Regions from separate parts of the Homo sapiens genome. Here region 1 is linked to region 2. A link is a contact called in ENCODE Hi-C or POLR2A ChIA-PET data. All regions are on one chromosome and are shown on one strand. The core of a region is the stretch at or near the end of the contact, and the rest is flanking DNA. Distances in the headings are between cores, read along the strand shown. Region 1 overlaps DGCR2 (DiGeorge syndrome critical region gene 2). Region 2 holds the start of LINC00528 (long intergenic non-protein coding RNA 528).

The links. A loop is a pair of places that touch in the nucleus more often than their neighbours do. ChIA-PET counts read pairs that join two places held with the same protein, here RNA polymerase II (POLR2A). Pooled maps may share reads with other maps.
Region 1: a loop to region 2 is called in a pooled map, with 10 times the contacts of the local background. The contact joins the enhancer-like site here to the promoter of LINC00528 in region 2. A Hi-C loop is called at or near these places in 1 of 50 pooled maps. POLR2A ChIA-PET finds 5 or more read pairs at or near these places in 2 of 52 experiments (B cell and HEK293T).

The regions. Positions count from the first base shown.
Region 1 is chr22:19,107,554-19,111,623 of GRCh38, forward strand. The region is part of intron 1 of DGCR2 (DiGeorge syndrome critical region gene 2); the gene reads right to left. Among named protein-coding and RNA genes, the nearest start is that of DGCR2, 13 kb to the right of the region's middle. RefSeq lists a silencer at 2,160-2,209 and enhancers at 2,305-2,807, 2,808-3,309. Within about 2 kb of position 1,461, at least 16 of the 41 ENCODE cell types and tissues checked have a DNase peak (open chromatin) inside an H3K27ac peak, as active enhancers do; they include B cell, where a contact is called at or near this core.
Region 2 is chr22:17,774,781-17,778,873 of GRCh38, forward strand. It overlaps LINC00528 (long intergenic non-protein coding RNA 528), which reads left to right and starts at 2,510. Exons shown (of 1, transcript NR_103718.1): 1 at 2,510-4,093. RefSeq lists an enhancer at 2,545-3,024.

The DNA of each region.
Region 1 (4,070 bases), core at 211-2,710, 1.3 Mb after region 2:
GTTTGGGAAAGAAGGCCCTGTTTAAAATAAGTTATCCTAGAAAAGAAGGGAAGGTCCTAAGAAAAAGGAAGGGATCATATAAGATGAAAGAAGAGAAAGGCAGGTCCACCAAGCATACCTATTCCATGAGTGACACTTTCAAGAAAAGAACAGCAACTTGCAATCAGTCCTTATTTCATGGGGGTTCGGGCAGGAGGGGCTACATACTTGGGAATAAGACCAGGGCAGGAGGGTGGGACAGAACTGGAGCGAGAGCTATCTCGCATCTGATGTAAACATCAGCCAGCAGTTTCATCCAACACTCGCACCACATTTCGATCATAGCCACAGGATAGCGCAGCCAATTTCTCTAAGAGAAAGAACAGCTGTAGTCAAATCAGATTCCTGAATGCTCATTTTGCATGTGCCAGGCAGTATATCAAGTGCTTAGAATACATTATTATGAATCCTTAAGACAACTCATTTGCTCCTTCCATGAACACCGCCGTGTACCTCCTAGGGGCCAGGTGTTGTACAGGACACAAGTGAGAAGAGCAGGAGGAGAACCATAAGGTGTCTGCCCCCACGAAGCTCAGATTTTACTAGGGAAGGAGAAGAACTTCGTAACCTTGGGGTAGGCAAGGATTTATTAGACAAAAACAGAAAGCATGACCATAACAAGAAAAAATGATAAATCAGACTTCTTTAAAATTAAAAAAGTCTTTGATCAAAAGCTTAGTAAAGATACACAGACCACACTGAGCACAGTAGCTCTCACTTGTAATCCCAACACTTTGGAAAGCTGAGACAGGAGGATCACTTGAGCCCAGGAGTTGGAGACCAGCTTGGGCAACACAGGGATCCAGTCTCTACAAAAATTAAAATAAAAATATTAGCCACATATGATGGTGAACACCTGTGGTCCCAGCTACTCGGTGAGGGTGAGGTGGCAGGATCACTTGAGCCAGGGAGGTCAAGGCTGCAGTGAGCTGTGATCCCACCACTGTACTCCAGCCTGGGCAACAGAGAATTTATCTAAAAAAAAAAAAAAAAAAAAAAAAAAAAAAAAAAAGATGCACAGGCCAACAGAACAGAATAGAATACAGATCTCAGAAATAGACCTACACAAATGTAGTCAATGGATTCTGACAAAGGTACAAAGACAATTCAATGGAGAAGGTATAACCTTTCAACAAATGGTACTAGACAGTTGGACTCCACATATCAGAAAATGAACCTCACACTTTGGGAGGCGGAGGTGGGAGGATTGCTTGAGCCCAGGAGCTCAAGACCAGCCTGAGCAACAAAGTGAGATCTCATCTTTACAAAAAAAAAAAAAAATCAAAAAATTAGCTGGGTGTGGTGGCATGCATTTGTAGTGCCAACTACATGGGAGGCTGAGGCAGGAGGATCACTTGAACCCAGGAGGTCAAGGTTTCAGGGAGTTACGATTACACCACTGCACCTCAGCCTGGATGACAGAGCGAAACTGTCTCAAAAGGAAAAGAAAAAAAAAACCTCCTTAATCATCAGGGAAATGTAAGCCAAAACCACAATAGGCTATCACCTCACCCATTAGGATAGCCACTGTCAAAAACAAACAAACAAACAAGTGTTGGCAATGATGTGAAGAAATCAGAACTCATGTACATCGTTGGTAGGAATGTAAAATGGTACAGTCACTATGGAAGACAGCATGGAGTTTCCTTAAAAAATTAAAAATAGAATTACCATATGATCCAGCAATTCCAATTCCACTTCTGGGTACATACCCAAAATTAATTGAAGGCAAGGTCTCAAAGATATATTCATATACCTATGCTCACAGAAGTACTACTCACAATAACTAAGAGGTGGAAGCGACCCAGGTGTACACTAAATAAACAAAATGCAGTATATGCATACAGTGGAATACAACTCAGCCTTAAAAAGAAGTTCTGACACATGCTACAACATGGATGAACCTTGAGGTAAAATAAGCCAAACATAAAAAGACAAATACTGCATGATTCTACTTATATGGAGTATCTAAAGCAGTCAAACTCTTAGAAACAGGAAGTAGGACGGTGGTTGCCAGGCTGGAGAGAGAGATAAAAGGGAGGGGTAGTTACTCAATAGGTACTGAGTTTCAGTTTTGCAAGATGAAAACATTCTAGAGATCTGTTGCATAACAAGGTACATACTCTGGCACTACTGAACACTGAATGAACTGAACACTGAATTGAGTGGTTATGATGGCATATTTTACGTTATTAAAAAAAAACTGCGGTAGCAGTGGAGCCGCCTAACCCTGAAAAGCACATATAAAATACGGAGGGATTTAAAGTCCTAAGGATAATATTACAACTGAATGAAGTAACTCCTGCAAGAAAGCAAGACTAGAAATCTGACGCATCTAAAAGGAGACTGAGCCTACAGCCCAGCCATGGGCAGGCAGTTCTGCCCAGTTCCTCCCTTGTCTAACAGAGTGGGTCCAAACTTTAGTGTGATCACCACAGGGAGTTACACTCACAAAAAGCACATGTCCTATCATATGGGGTCTTTAAAGAACATTCAAAGGAAACATTTGCAGTCTGAAAGCTTCATTTCCTGCTCTTATTTCAAAACCTAAGTTGAACACAAGATTTAACACACGAAAAACTCTATCCAAAAAACGGGGTTACAGTTAAGGTTAATGGAGCTATTACATGCCAAGTGCTGATGAGGGTGCCTGATGCTCAGAAATGGGGATGGGGTGGCAGTGATAAGACAGCATCAGCTAAGAACCAAGGCAGGGACTGCAGGAACAGGCTGCGGGGAAGTGTCAGCTTCCTGGGGGCATTTGTGTGGACACAGCAGGGGTGGGCCCTGAGGAGTCAGGGCTGCGGCACCTGGAGCCTGCTGAAGCTATGGGAAGAAGACAAGAAAAGCAGGGTGGGTGGGAAGGTTCACATTGAAAAGGCGGGAGGAGAGCATTAGGACAAATACCTAATGCATGCGGGGCTTAAAACCTAGATGACAGGTTGTTAGGTGCAGCAAACCACCATGGCACATGTATGCCTATGTAACAAACCTGCATGTTCTGCACATGCATCCTGGAACTTAAAGTAAAATAAAATTAAATTAAAAAAAAAAAGAAAAGGCAGAAGGAGAAAGACAAGGAGTAGATGGAAAAAGAGCCAGAGACTTCTCTTGAAGCTGTGCAATATCACAGCATGAACTCTATGCTGCCCATGTTTCAAATACCCACTCCATGACTTTAAAAGCTGTGTGACTTTGGCTAAGTCACTTAGTCTCCCAAGCTCTGTTTCTCTATCTGTAAAATGAGGTTAATATGAGTAAACCTACTTCCTATAAAAAGACATCACATCTCATGCTGCAATTATAAAGCAGAAATATGCAACAGCATTAAGCTAAAATTTCATTTAACTTTTTTGTGGGTTCTAAGCATTTTAGATCTATTTTTTCTGTTAAGTAGTATGTTTTATATTCAGTTATACACATTTTTTTCCTTTTAAAATACCTTTTCCTCATCTTTTACTTTCATGAATGTTTGTTAAGAAGTAATACATCCACACGGTTGAAAACCCACAAAGTCCGTCCATACAAAAGAAGGTGACACTCTAATAAGCCTCCCAAGCTTCTGGAAACACACAGGTAGATTTGATTGCAATCACTGTGTGGTGAGATCACAGAGGGTGGTCACCAGCTGGCCTGAATTGATCACCCAAGCCCAAAGAGACATCACAGCATCAGTGTCCACACAAGATGCTGGTGCAGTCAGAACTGTGAACACTAGCGATGCCCAACTCAGTGAAAAGGTGCCCGGTTCTTAGGCAGGAGGCCCCAGGTGGTGGCGCTCCACTTAGCTCCCTCTGCCATACAGCTCTTTCATCAGCTTTTGGAATCATGGTGCAGGAGGCAAAGCATGTGGCTCAGGATAGCAGTCCTGAGTTTCCTGTTCTTGCTTCTACTTAAAAGCTAAGTGATGCCACCAAGCAAGCTAATTAACCTCTCTGGGTCTTAGCATCCTAATCTCCAAAACAGACCTACCACCTGCCTCACTGATCACCCCTCCACAATGAGTCTTGTCAGGTAAAGGGTGTGTAGAA
Region 2 (4,093 bases), core at 1,260-3,759:
CTAGGTCCTCACGGAACCAGGGGTTTGGAAAGTGGGTGAAGCCATGTGGGTTGCAGAGAATCTGGCCCAGCCCCTCACCAGTCCCTGTGCTTGTTGTTTATTCTTTAATTATTTGGATATCAACTCTGATTTAAAACATCAGTTTAACATATAGATAATGCTGGGACTACAGGCGCACACCACACCCAACTAATTTCTTTTTCAGTTTTTAGTGGAGGTGGTGGGGGGGGGGTCTCCACCTCTGGAGGTCTCAGGCTGGTCTCGAACTCCTGGGCTCCAGCGATGCTTCCCACCTCGGCCTCCCAAGGTGCTGGAATGACAGGCCAGTCCATGCATCCCCGGATGCAGCTCTCACCGGCAGTGCTGCTGCAGAGCCCTTTGTGGGCGTCTTCACTTCTCTTGAGTGTGATACCTAGGAGTGGAAATGCGAATCATAGGGCTGGACGAGCTTCATGGTATTAAAAACTGCCTGCTTTCCAAGGTGATGCACACCGTTCGGCACTTCCACCAGCCCTGTTGGAGCGTCCAGTTGCTCTGCGCCCTCGCGTGGGCTCACTCCCTGAGCCCACTGTGGCTCCTCCAGACGCCCTCACTTCTACCCGGGCTCCCTAGACTCTTGCCTCTTTTATAAAAGGTCAGAGGATGTCACTCACGCTTTAACATCCTCTGAATAAAAGCCAAGTTCCTTTCAGTGGCCCGCAGAGTCCCACGCGACCTGCCCTGCTCTAAGCAAATCCTACCCTGTCCCTGTTCCTCCTCGGCAGCCCCATGGCCTCTGGCTTTCACCAGGCCTCACTTCATTTTCCTCCACAGCCAGCATCGCAGCATGACATACCACGGAGTCGTTTGTGTGTGTGTTGCCTACCTCCCCTCTCGGAATGTAGCCTCCACGAGGACAGGGGCTTGTTTCCTGCATGCTCTTCACTCGGGCTGGGCACTCTGGGGGGCTAACAAATGGAAGATCCTGTGAGCAGGGAAACCGTCAGATGGCATTAGGGGCCGGTGCCCTGCAGAAGACGAAAGGGAAACTTCATGGACTGAGGCCAGGTCATCTGCAGGGTGGTGTTCAAATTCATGGTACAATGTCAGCAGGCGCCCAGATGGGAAAAGAGAGGGACGTGCACCTGGGCACAAGAAGCTGCAGGGGCCCCTCCCAGGGCAGGCGAGAGCTTGGACAGTGGGGCACAGTGGGCAAGAGGCCAGTGGGGTGGCCTGAAGGCAGGAGGCTCCAGCAGCCTGGATGAGCAGTTGGATTTTATCCTCAGCACTGTGGGGGCCACTGGCCCTGTCATGCAGGGCAGGACCTGTACCAATTGGCCCCCACAGTCTCTGCCTCTCCTGTTGGCTTTTTGCAGGTCTCTCAAGTGCTTCTTACAGTCAGGGTAGAGCCTCCCCGCCTCAATCCTCCCTGTCCTGATCTGCTGCCTCTATGATGCTTTGGGCTTCAAAATCTGTCTGCAGTATTTGTAAAATGAGAGAGGGTGATGTTTCCTGCAAAACAACCACTTCAAAAAGAAAGGGGGGCGGGGTGCCAGAAAACAATTCAGGGGGTGACGGACTGGGGGGCTATGGAAGGGTCCAGGGAAATTCCGGGGATGATGGGATTCTTCTATACAGGGATTGTGGTGGATGCCACACAATTGTACACTTTTGTGAGAACTCTGCACGAAGAATGGTGAGTTTTACTGTATGTAAAATTATACCTTAATTAACAAATGAAACAATATACACATACATGAGAGAATGATGACTTTATTTTTTTTTTTGAAACAGGATCTAGCTCTGTCACCCATGCTGGAGTGCAGTGGTGTGATCACAGCTCACTGCAGCCTTGACCTCCCAGGCTCGAGTGATCCTCCTGCCTCAGCCTCCCAAGTATCTGGGACTGCAGGCATGCACCGCCACGCCTGGCTAATTTTTTAAAAATTTTTTTTAGACGGAGTCTGGCTGTGTCACCCATGCTGGAGTGCAATGGTGTGATTTCCGCTCACTGCAACTTCTGCCTCCCGGGTTCAAGTGATTCTCCAGCCTCAGCCTCCCAAGTAGCTGGGATTACAGGCACCCACCACCATGATTGGCTGGCTAATTTTTGTATTTTTAGTAGAGACGGGGTTTCACCATATTGGCCAGGCTGTTCTCGAACTCCTGACCTCAGGTGATCTGCCCGCCTCAGACTCCCAGAGTGCTGGGATTACAGGCGTGTGCCACCACACCTGGCCTTTTTTTTTTTTTTTTTTTTTTTTTTTTGGGACAGGGTCTTGCTATGTTCCCCAGGCTGGTCTTGAACTCCTGGGCTCAAGTAATCCTCCCACCTCGGCCTCCCAAAGTGCTGGGGTTACAGGCATGAACCACTGCACCCGACCTGAATGATGTTTTTGGCAATGAAAATGAAACACAAAATCCAGCAAGGTTTGACGGGGAAGGCGAGCTGGCGACCACATAGTCACAGTCGGCCTTTGCTTCCGCTTTATGCTGCAGTTTCTCACTGTCACTTCCTGCCACCGGGCTCGTCTTCCTGTGAAAATTCAGCCCCTCTTCCTCAGTTACCCCTTTGCAACAGAACGAGGCCGGCATTTTCTAAAGCGTCCTTGAGGAGTCCAGTTCCTAAAAGATTATTTCAGAGTCCACTGTTGTGGGCTGACTTGAATGCTCTCAAAATTCGTAAGTTGAAGCCCTGACCCCCAGGACCTCAGAACGTGACTGTGCTTGGACACAGGGACTTTCCAGAGGTGATTAAGGTGAAGTGAGGTCACTGGATGGCCCTCCTCCTATCTGACTGGTGTCCTGATGGGGACGCGGACACCCACACAGGAACGGACCCGGGGAGAACAACACATCGTCTCTGCGCCAGGGAGAGAGGCGTCCGGGGAACCCAGCCGTGCCCACGCATTTATCTCCGCCTTCCGGCTCAGAATTGTGAGGAAACCCGCTTCTGTTGTGCAAGTCCCGGGTCTGTGGTGCTCGGCCATGGCGCCCCCAGAACTGCATCCCCACCTTCTGCTCTGAGCCACCCATCCCCTCTGGAAGGGCTGAGCTTCTCTCCCTTTCCACCTTCTGTTCTGAGCCACCCGTCCCCTCCAGAAGGGCTGAGCTTCTCTCTCTTTCACTGCCTATGCTCTGGGAAACTTTCAGAATCCCCAGGCTGTTTCTGGAATAGTCTGGGATGGTCATTTTCGGTCCTCACAGAACCGGGGGTTTGGAAAGTAGGTGAAGCCATATGGGTTGCAGAGAATCTGGCCCAGCCCCTCACTAGTCCCTGTGCTTGTTAGTTATTCTTTAATTACTTGGATATCAACTCTGATTTAAAACATCAATTTAACATACAGATAATGCTGGGACTGCAGCTTCGCCAGGTGGCCTTCCTCTCCCGGTCTCGGGAGGCGTCACCCCCATCTTGTCCCCCCAAGATCAAGCGAAAAGGGCAAAGTTATCTTTTTTTTTTGCAAAATTCAAACCTTTCCCTCCTTCCCAGGTCTGGGTCACTTGCGACCCTCCTCTCAGGCTGCTTCTGACAGGCCCAAGTCACAGCCAACTTCAGGGGAGCTGTGTTGGATCCCTCCAAACTCCGGGAATGATGTGACCTCCCCGGCGCTCACCCTGGGCCTCTAGGTTAGACTCAGCCCAGACCCTGGCTCACAGGGAAGCAGAGCCCATGGCTGGCCTCCACCCGCTCAGACGCCCGCACACAGGCCAGGGGAGGGCTTGGGGGCAGCTCTGGGAGGGTCCCTGTTTGCGCTGTGGGTGTCCAAGGCTGGGTGTGCAGAGCTGAGGTTGCCACACACCTGAGGGACTCTCGCATAAGGATGGCGCAGGGCTGGAAGCTGGACTGAGACAGTGAATGAGACAGCGCTGCCGGCTCTCTCCGCGCCGTGGACTGGCTCCTAGGCAGTCTCACGAGCAAGTGTGCTGTTGCTCGTGCACGTGTGTTTTAACTGAGATGTGAGCTGGCGCGTTTTCTCCACCCGGCTCCATCTGCTGGGTCCCTCCACATTGCTGCGCGTGTGCCTCCAGTGCCATGGGGTCCCCACTGTGGGCAGCCCTGCATTTTGCCCAACTGCCTCCCAAACCATGGAACCCCAGTGACCTCCAACTT